Regions from separate parts of the Mus musculus genome. Here region 2 is linked to region 1. The links are chromatin loops, found by intact Hi-C in ENCODE. Cell type or tissue: heart. All regions are shown on one strand.

Region 1 (5,000 bases):
GGTGTCTGTTCACAGCCATGGAAACCCTAAGACAAATACCATGGCCTAAAGCAATTTGGGAGAGGAAAGAGTTTATTTCAGTTTACACTTCCAGGTCAGGGCCACCAGCCTAGGGGATAGTCCTGCCCATAGTGGGCTGGATCAATCATTAGTCAAGACAATCCCTCACAGATGCTGCAATGGAGCTAACTGATCTAGGCAATCCCTCAGTTCAGACTCCCTCACATGACTCTGGGCTGTGTCCAGTCGACAGCTGAAGCTAATTAGGACATTGTCTGACAAACCAGAATAAAACAAACCAAGATAAGAGGACCCTTAAGGAGTTCTAAATAATAGTTAAATTTGTTTGGCGTACATTGCTATCAGAACACGTGATTTAAAAGATGAACCTCTTATCTTGCAGATCTATAAATTGAAAGTCAAGAATGGGTCTCACCATTTCCAACACAGAGTTGTGACCTCTTGGGAGGTTTTAGAGGAGCCATTTTTTCTCCACCCCACACCACTCCCTTGTTTGTAGTGATGGCGAATGTCCCTGTAGCTGCAGGCCTGCAGGTCCCATGGTTTCTTTGCTGGCTGTAATGCATAGTTATATGTAGCTTTACAGTGTTGTGGCAGGGCTGTGGAGCTGGCTGGCAGGGCATAAAGTGCTCACTGTACAAGCACAAGAACTAGAGTATGGATCCCTAGAACCCATGTAATGGCTGGGTAGACATGGCGGCTGTCTGTAATCCCAGCACCCAGGAGGGAGAACATGCGTGGGCAAGCTGGTTTTGAATTGGTGAGCTCTGGGTTCATCGAGAGTCTCTACTTCAAAAACTATAGTGAAGAGTGATGGAGGAAGACACTGGACTCAATTTCAGGTTTCCACATGCACAGATGTGTGCACCTACATGGATACAGACAGACATAGGCACATGCAAGAAAGAGGAGGAGGAAGAAAAAAAACGAAAAAAAAAAACCTGTCTACTCTTCCAATCCTTGGAACTGGTTGTCCTAGCTAGGTTTAACTGAACTGGACACATCCAGATTCATTTGAAGGAGTCTGAATTGGGTTATTCGGACCTGTTGTCACCTCTGTGGGAAACTGTCTTGATTAATGATTGGTGCGAGGGGAGCATCACAGATCACTGTGGGTGGCACCATCCCTATGCAAATGACCTGTGCTTATGAAGAAGAAGAAAAAGAAGAGGAGGAAGAGGGAGAGGAGGAAGAGGGAGAGGAAGAAGAGGAAGGGGAAGAAGAGGAAGGAGAAGGAAGAGGAAGAGGAAGAAGAGGAGGAGGAAGAGAAGGAAGAGGAAGAAGAGGAGGAGGAAGAGAAGGAAGAGGAGGAAGCAACAGCCACTGTAGCAGGAGCAACTGTGTCATTTCTTGGTTTTTGACACCATTTCCATCTACAGTGTGAGCTGTCATCACCAGCCTAACACTTCAAAGTTTTGTCGATAAATATGTTCTTTAAACCGTTTTAATTTTACTTAAGCCCGAGGATGCCTTCCTTCACGAAGGAGATTTTAGGTATGGAACTCTAACCTACTTTTGTAGGAGTCCCAGAAAGCTCCATTTAGCAAAGGACCTTTACCATACAGCCAAGCCTCAGCTGGTCACAGCAGGCAAATGTCGTCCTGTTAGCCATGACCATCTGACTCTCATAGGAGAAAGTGCCAAGCTTCAGCCAAATGAGTTGCTGTTGTATCTAATCCCTAGCCATTAGTGCTGCCCAGGCATTACAGGCTACAGTTCTGAGATCATATTTGGTTTTGGAGACACATGATTCTAGTATTGTGGATAAAATGGACTTAAGAAATATTAAAAATAATTTTATCTTTTGACAGTGGAACAAAGAATTATTCTATTTGCTAATCAAGCACAAAGACAAATCCTCCATCTTAATGAATGTCACCAGCAGAGGGCGCTGCCCACAAGCTTATTGGGCTCACTGGACATGGCAGTCTGGGCTTGCTTTGGTCGGGCTTTTGAGGGTATGTGTTACAGGTTTTGGCTTTTCAAACTCCTGCTACCCAACTTTTGAGGACCCAGCCCAGTGCTATCCAGCTGCACCCCTGAATCTACCCAGCACTGGCCCAAACATTATACAGACTTGCAAAATATGGCTGCTTTAAGCTAAGAGCAATTCGGTCCCAAAGGGAGAAGTTATTCCGTATTTGAGAACTAAATGAGAAATCTGGAAATAGGAAGCTAGCTACAAAGAAACGGCCCAGAGAGAATCGTCACCTATGCCCAAACATCCCCATCTGGTGGCAGTTTTCAGTTTCATCCTTTGGTCTGTGGCTTCCAGTGTGGGTCCATGAAACGGGCCCTGGGGCAGCCGGTACCAGTGCCCTCATCCTTGCCCACATCCTAGCCACAGGACATAGCATGAGGACTTCCACAAGCTGCTCATGGCTTCCAATCCCTAAGAGCCTTTCCCTGCCTGGAAGCCAGGGAGCAAGCACATCTCATGGTATCCACAGCTTTGTGGCCAAGTCATTTTTCTTTTTCTTTTTCTCCCCCTCTCCCCTCTCCCCTCTCCCCTCTCCATTCTCCCCTCTCCATTCTCCCCTCTCCTCTCCTCTCCTCTCCTCTCCTCTCCTCTCCTCTCCTCTCCTTTCCTTTCCTTTTTTCCCCCTTTTCGAGACAGGGTTTCTCTGTATAGCTCTGGCTGTCCTGGAACTCACTTTGTAGACCAGGCTGGCCTCAAACTCAGAAATCCGCCTGCCTCTGTCTCCTGAGTGCTGGGATTAAAGGCGTGCGCCACCACGCCCGGCTCATTTTGTTTTTCTTGATTGGTGGCATCTGAGTGGATGGCTTTGCTGTCATAGTTAACACAAACCGGGCACACCCTTCTTGCAAGGAGGGAATTAAAGTCAACATATGGGGAAGAAAATAAATACCAAGCTCTGGCCCTTTGTCAACTGCAAATCAAGCAGTTGGCCATTTCCTTCTGATGTGGATGGCTTCCCCTGACCTTCAGGAAGGAGCCCTGGCATCCCTAAGAGGCAGAAGCCACAGACCTAGTCACCCATGCATGCCTGTGGTCACTCATGGCCACGTCCACCCTCACTCACACAGTCCAGGACTCTTGTCCTGATACTCACTCGCCAAACTCATCTGCCAGCTCAGTGTCTGTGACAGAACATCGTCACAGCAGATCACCTTTTCGAGAGGCTGGTCACCAGGGGAAGGATATTTCCTCCTCAGGTGGCTCTGGTGGCTCCCTGGAGATTAGCTCAAGCTGGCCTTAAAACAAGGTCCTTTCCCTGGATCTCAGTTCTCAGGACCTTGAGGTTGTAGCATAGAAAATGCATCCTTGGGGCTGGAGAGATGGCTCAGTGGTTAAGGGCACTGACTGCTCTTCCAGAGGTCCTGAGTTCAATTCCCAGCAACCACATGGTGGCTCACATCCATCTGTAATGGGATCCGATGCCCTCTTGTGGTGTGTCTGAAGACAGCTACAGTGTACTCATATAAATGAAATAAATAAATCTTAAGAGAAGGAAGGAAGGAAGGAAGGAAGGAAGGAAGGAAGGAAGGAAGAAAGAAAGAAAGAAAGAAAGAAAGAAAGAAAGAAAGAAAGAAAGAAAGAAAGAAAGAAAGAAAGAAAGAAAATGCATCCTTATAGCGAAGGAAACCACCCCACTGGTCTGCTAGGGAACTCCAAATTTGTTCCCTTGAGTATGTAGTGAAAGAGGGTATTAAACCAGAAAGGATTTATTTCCTGAAACCCCTTGGCTTCCCAGATGATAGAAACAAAGAACAAAAAGTAATATGAGTTCCTCAGAGAAATTATACAGACTTGTGTGTCTCCCCTTGGCGATGGATTTATTAAACAATTCTGGAATGGTTTGCTGGTGTCTGGAGAAGATGGTAAGCAGGAAAAGAGAGAGGCAAAGTGGGGCTTCCATGCAGGGGTAGGGGTATGAGGGGGTGAGGGGGTGGTAATGGGGTGGCAGGGTAGAGAGGTGAGGTGGTAAGGGTTGGGGTGGTGGGATGGTGGTGCCATGGCTTCTGGGGTAGGGAAAGGGAAAGCTAGTGTGCTTGTCTGGAGCTTGGGTACTTATTCCTCCTGCAAGTTGCTCCAAGTGTTCACATCACTTCTGGCCATGGGCCAGGCGCTGCAAGGAGGCAGAGAGACCACAGCACCACAGGAATAAGAATGGTTTCAATGACTCAGGCCTGTCTTGCCTGAGGTGACTGTGCCAGTAGCCCCACCCACTTCTTCCCAGCCTTTCTGTTCACGATGCATTGTTATTATGAGGAACAAATTGTGTGTGTGTGTGTGTGTGTGTGTGTGTGTGTGTGTGTGTGTGTACTTAGGGCTGGCAAAAGCTTGGGGGAAGAGAGGAAAAGCACTTGGCTAAATCCAGGCTTCTGGTTAAATAAGGTTTAATGATTTGAATTCCCCCTAGTTTCTGAGCCTTAGCTTCTACTCAATTTCCTTCTGTTCGCCCCTGAGCAGGGTGGTGAGCCAGGCTCTGTGGTACCTTTGCCTTCTGTACTTCCAACCTTTTCAGGTGAAGGGAGTCTGGAACCTTCTTCATTGGGGATGAGGGGAGGGAGCAGCTACTTGCTATCCTCACCTGCACAGACCAGACATGGCTCTCCAGGGTGCCCTCTCCTGAAGATGTAACTTCTTTCTTCCAATCAGCGGGCCAGAAAATTGACCAATGGCAAACTCATCTCCACATTTGATCTCATGTCTCTTCTGCTCCCAACCCCTTTAGGAATCTCTGCTTCAGGTCTATGGCCCCCATCTGTGATCCACCCAAGGATGTGATAGAGGGTACCAGTCAGCTTCATACAAATTAGATACTATCTATCGTAGCATCCCACGAGTGTTGTCCTCCAGTGGTCGCCACCAGGACAAGTTTGTGACACGGAGGTAAGAAAGCCAGGTGGCCTCACAGAGCTAAACTGTACCTTGCAGCGGTCACTGTTGATAGGAGAGCACTGTGGGAGCCAGTGGCTGGAGGTGCCTCAGCCGGACTTAGTGCTAGTTTTTT
Region 2 (5,000 bases), 350 kb after region 1:
CACTTAAAATTAAAAAATCATATTTGGAGAAATTCATCATGAGTCAAAGTAGGCCTGGAGGTAGTTTGTTTGTTTTGTTTGTTTTGTTTTTCTGAGAAGGCTTTTAACTACAAACTAATTGTATTTGGTATATATGGGACTATTCAAAATAACCCTTTTTTTTTTTCTGAGTAACCTTTGGCATTTTGAGTCTTTGAAGGAATTTGCCCATATTGTAACCTGAGTTGGTGACCGTATTGACAGAATTATTGACATTGCTGCTGGTCAGCCTTGTCACAATTGTGGAAGTATAGCTGACCCTGGCTTCCCTTCCTTCGAGCATGGCGTGTGTCTTTTCATTTCCACTGTCCAGTCTCCTGGAAGCTTACCCACTTTATCACTCTTCCCAAACCAAAAGCCATTTGTAACATTTGCGTCTTCTGTTTTCCGCTGTTGGCTTTCTTTTTGTGATGCTGAACATTGAACATTATGGTAGGCATATACTGGCCTGCAACCAAGCCCAATTGTTATTTATATTATTTCTTCTGTTTTGAGTGTAAGCTACTCTTCATTTCTACTTCTTCAGTCATTTGTGGAGGGGGTTATAGGGAAAACATGCAGGATATGGATCATCTCATGTTTAGAATATAATTTTACATATTGTATCCTGTTCATTTATGTAACATAGATATTACAGCTCTAGAACACATGTCTATTTATTATTAGATATTGTATAACACAATAAAATCCCCCTCTAGTAGCTAAATTGACATAAGTGGATCATTTAACTGACACTTTCTGGGTTTTGTTTTGTTTTGTTTTTAAGATGGGCTCTCTTATGAACTCATTGTAGATCAGGCTGGTCTCAAACTCAAAGAGATCCTCCTGCCTCTACCTCCCCAAGTGCTGGAGTTAGAGGCATGTGCCATCATGTCTGACTTTAACTGACATTTTAAAGATAGCTGTAATACCACTATTCTTACATATATGTCAAAAGCTTATTATTTTTAACTTTTTATAAAACTATTTATTTATTACTATATCTAAGTACACTGTAGCTGTCTTCAGACACACCAGAAGAGGGTGTCAGATCTCATTATGGATGGTTGTGAGCCACCATGTGGTTGCTGGGATTTGAACTCAGGACCTTCGGAAGAACAGTCAGTGCTTTAACCATTGAGCCATCTCTCCAGCCCCTATTTTTAATTTTTTATTGTGAATTTCCCATCAAGCACCTTAATCCCACTCATCTCCCTGCCCCTCCATATCCACCTTCCACCCTTGCAATTTCCTCCCACAAAAGAAATAAAAATAAAGATAAAAACAAAGCAAAATGTCATGTGGAAGCTGTGGTGTGTCACACAGTAAACCCTTTGTCCACACTTCTTTATTTGCAGAAGTTCATTGCAGTGGGTCCCTGGTTTGCTTTGAGTCCTCTGGCTTCTGCTACACCATCAATACCGGTTCTTCACTGGGATTCCTCCCAGATTTCCTGTTGCCCTTTGTCATGGAGGTCCCACAGCTTTGGATCTGCAGTCCCAAACCCTTCACAGGCTCTGGCAGTTCATAGATGGTGTAGATAGATGTTGGGGTGAAACAGTTCAGAGTCCTGGATCTGGGCCTGGGTGGTGGCTGAGCTGGTCAGCCTGCCAGCTCTCCTGCATTTACACCTCCAGGGCCTGCTCTCCAGCACTGCTCCAATGCCCCACTGGCTAGCTGGGCCAGCAAGAGCTGTAGCCTGCTCTTCTGCCCTCATGCCCTCAGGGCCAGCATACCCACTTCCCCCACCACCAGGGTCAGCTCTACTGTGCTGCCCAGTGAGATTCGGGGTTCATTCTCCCAAGGGCTGCTACCATTGACGGGTGGGACCAAAAAGTTTATTATTACTGTAACAGTTGTGGTAGCAGTAAGGACACTAGTCACCTTTGTAACCAGCACTTCTCACATGGCATACTTAAGTGAATCTACTGCACCTTGATATGCCTTGTAAAAACACATGTAGCTATCTAGTGTTAGATTTTTTTTATGTCTACATAAGTGCCTTTTCTTTTTGTAAATGTTTTTTTCTTCCCCTATCTTTCCCTGTTCCCCCCTTCTGTAGCAAGAATTTGTAATCCTCCCCTTCAGCCTCCAGAGTGTCGGGAATTACAGGTGTGTTATACTATTACACCTGGTCTAAGCTTGTTTGGAATAATTTCAAACGTTAGAAGTGTATGGGGAGGAGCATGCTGGGCAAGTAGATGACCACAGTTGGCAGTTCCCTTAGCGGCTTTGTTTGCGCCTCACTTCCCTCACCACACATGCAGGCAGTATTGACAGATTGTATGGGCTGTGGGCTTGGTGAGCTGTGCCTTGCCAGCATGAGACTATAAGTCACTCACTCCCCAGCACTCATGTAAGAAAGCCAGGCACAGTGACACACGCTTGTGATCCCAGCACCAGAGAGGCAGAGGCAGATCTGGAGCTCATTGCCAACCTGGCTTATTTGGTGGGCTCCAGGCCAACGAGAGAACCTGTCTCAACAACAAACACCCAAGGTGCATGTCTCCCGAGGCACACCATCTGAGGCTGGCCTCTGGCTTGCATGTACATGCAGACAAACCCATACAAAAAGAATTTTTACACATAAAAGAGCTGTTAAGTATGAAGTTCTGGGATATACATTATCTTACCCCATGCTTATATAGTATTGAAATGCAATTAAGGTAGATTTTATAGAAAAGATTTAGAAAACAGAACAAAACCTGGTGCTGTCCTTTTGTTGTTGACTTAAAATTTTGAGAGGCTTGCGCTGCCACTCAGTGGTAAAGAGCTTGCCTAACAGGGGCATGGTCTTTAGTTTGAAACTCACCACCAAACAATGTCATCCCACCCACCCTCTCTCGAGATCAAACAGAACTTCCTTACACATACTTGTAATCCCAGCACTTGAGAGGTTGAGGCCCGAAGATCATGATTTCAAGGCCAGCTTAATCTACAAGATGAGCTCTTTCTTAAAACAAAAAAGCAAAACAAGCAAACAAAAACAAAACCCCAAGGGCCAGTGATGTAGTCCAAAGGCAAAGCGAGCTGGATTCGCTCTACCTCTTGGGTTCTGGTCGCCTGCTCCCAGAGAGCCACTTCCTTGATGAAAAGTTGCTGCAGTGTGTATGCCCGGGCAGGTGCAGTGTGTATGCCCGGGCAGGTGCAGTGTGTATGCCCGGGCAGGCTGTGCTTACAGGGGTTTGCTTTCTGACCTTGGCTTTTTTCAGGGTTCATATATTCTCTTTTTACTCATGGTCTTGTTTTAAAATGGAGAGCAGTACAAGGGGGTGGGAGTCGTGGGTGGAGTGTGTGTGTGTGTGTGTGTGTGTGTGTGTGTGTGCGCGCGCGCGCGCGTGTGCCTGTATTGTTTTGAGACAGGGTCTGTAGGCCTGGGTGGACTAGAACTCATCCTCACCATGTAGAGCAGGCTGGCTTCTCTACCCATTCCTCTGCCGAGATTACCAGTGTCTGGCACTGTGCCCCATGACTGTGTTGTCAAGGCTCTCATTTGTACCAGTGGGAGGATCCCCTCCAGCCCTGAGCTCACACTGTTTCTTCTGGTTCTTCTGCATCCTTCAGCACTTGTGATGTTCTCAGCTTCAGCCTCTGGTCCTCTTGCTGTTGTGGCTTCCAGGGCTCTGCTGCACAGCCAAGCTTGTGTAAACTGCAAAACTAAACTTTTATTTCCTTAAAAGACAATGATTATTTGTGTTTCTTAAAAATGAAATGGTCAGAAGATTTAAAGTTCTGGAAGGCCTATGATGTCATGTTGGAGTTACAGCAGGTGATGGGCATCAACAAAAGCTCTGTACTGCCTGAGGGCCTCCTGCTCACCACCTCTGTTCTCAGGCCTGGCCTCATAGGGCTCTGCAGGGTCTAGGGAGACATAGGAATACGCTCGCAGCCATCCTCGGTCAGGGGAGCTGTGTGCTTTGAGAATTATTCCCAGGGTCCGTTTGGAGCCAGCTCTCTGCAGGTAACAGGGATGTGTGTGCGGAGGAACAGCAGCCAGGCTCTCTCTCTGCCTCCTTTTTAGGCTTGTTGCTGTGTCGCAGTGTTTTACACCAGCAAAACAAGGCTCAGTCTTTAGTAAAAATGTCAGAAACTTTTCCCTAATAGTTATTTGCCCTACAGGATGAAATCGGTTTAGATTAAAAGCAAACCTGAAACACCTTGATCTCTCTGACCAATGTTCCTAGGGTCCAAACTTTCTATAGATAGACAGCTCTGTGTCAGATCAAAGCTGTCCAGGTGGAGCCTCACAGGGACTCAGCGTACAGGTCACGTAGACAGCTCTTTGGAAGTGAACCTTTGAAGGCCTGCCAGGCCTTCCTGCCTCCCTGGTGACTGCCAGGCTGGTTCCCACTGTGGAGGTGACTGGTGATAGAGTTGCCACAAAGCCAGAGAGAAGAGAATGGGAGAGGAGCCAGGTAAATGCCACCAGTTCCGCTGGGTATTTTTGGTGTCTTTTAGAATGTGAGCCAGCACTCTTTCAATTGTTGGTCGCTTTTTGTGAAAGAAAGGCTTTCCAGAGCTCTTCAATGATACCATTTTCATACTCGCATCAAACCTTTTGAAAGTCAAAAAATACTGTCAAGTTAGTCTGTGTGTACAGAAAGCTGTCCTGAGATTTTCATAGGATCTAATGAAAAGATTGGACATATTTACATTTCTCAGCCAATGAGTATGGCATGTTTGCCCATTTAGACCTTTTATTTGTTTGTTTTGTTTTGTTTTGTTTTGTTTTGTTTTTTCGAGACAGGGTTTCTCTGTGTAGCCCTGGCTGTCCTGGAACTCACTCTGTAGACCAGAAATCCACCTGCCTCTGCCTCCCAAGTGCTGGGATTAAAGGTGTGCGCCACCACTCCAGGCAGTCCATTTAGACTTTTTAAAAGTATTTTTCCATCGGAAAATATTTTCTAAACTTGTTTGGTTTCTTGCATGTAGATAGTGCCCTTCAGTTTCTTTCAGCCCCTGTCGTCATTGCTCTCGTCCAC

What was found. Hi-C counts contacts between places; a loop is a spot of excess contacts. Peaks named below come from ENCODE experiments on the same cell type or tissue, not always from the same donor. Only the 100,000 strongest peaks of a DNase experiment are listed, where the experiment ranks them.
Region 2: a loop joins it to region 1, with 2.3 times the contacts of the local background. A loop is called at or near these places in 10 of 42 quality-filtered maps.

Annotation. Positions count from the first base shown.
Region 1 is chr1:37,247,773-37,252,772 of GRCm38, reverse strand. All of the region lies in intron 3 of Cnga3 (cyclic nucleotide gated channel alpha 3), which reads right to left. Among named protein-coding and RNA genes, the nearest start is that of Cnga3, 31 kb to the right of the region's middle. In heart, CTCF peaks have their summits at 1,701 and 1,901 (motif pointing right); a DNase peak (open chromatin) is centred at 4,162; H3K27me3 peaks cover 241 bases.
Region 2 is chr1:36,902,056-36,907,055 of GRCm38, reverse strand. The region is part of intron 1 of Tmem131 (transmembrane protein 131); the gene reads left to right. Among named protein-coding and RNA genes, the nearest start is that of Tmem131, 35 kb to the left of the region's middle. In heart, a CTCF peak has its summit at 2,786; a DNase peak (open chromatin) is centred at 4,325; H3K27ac peaks cover 192 bases.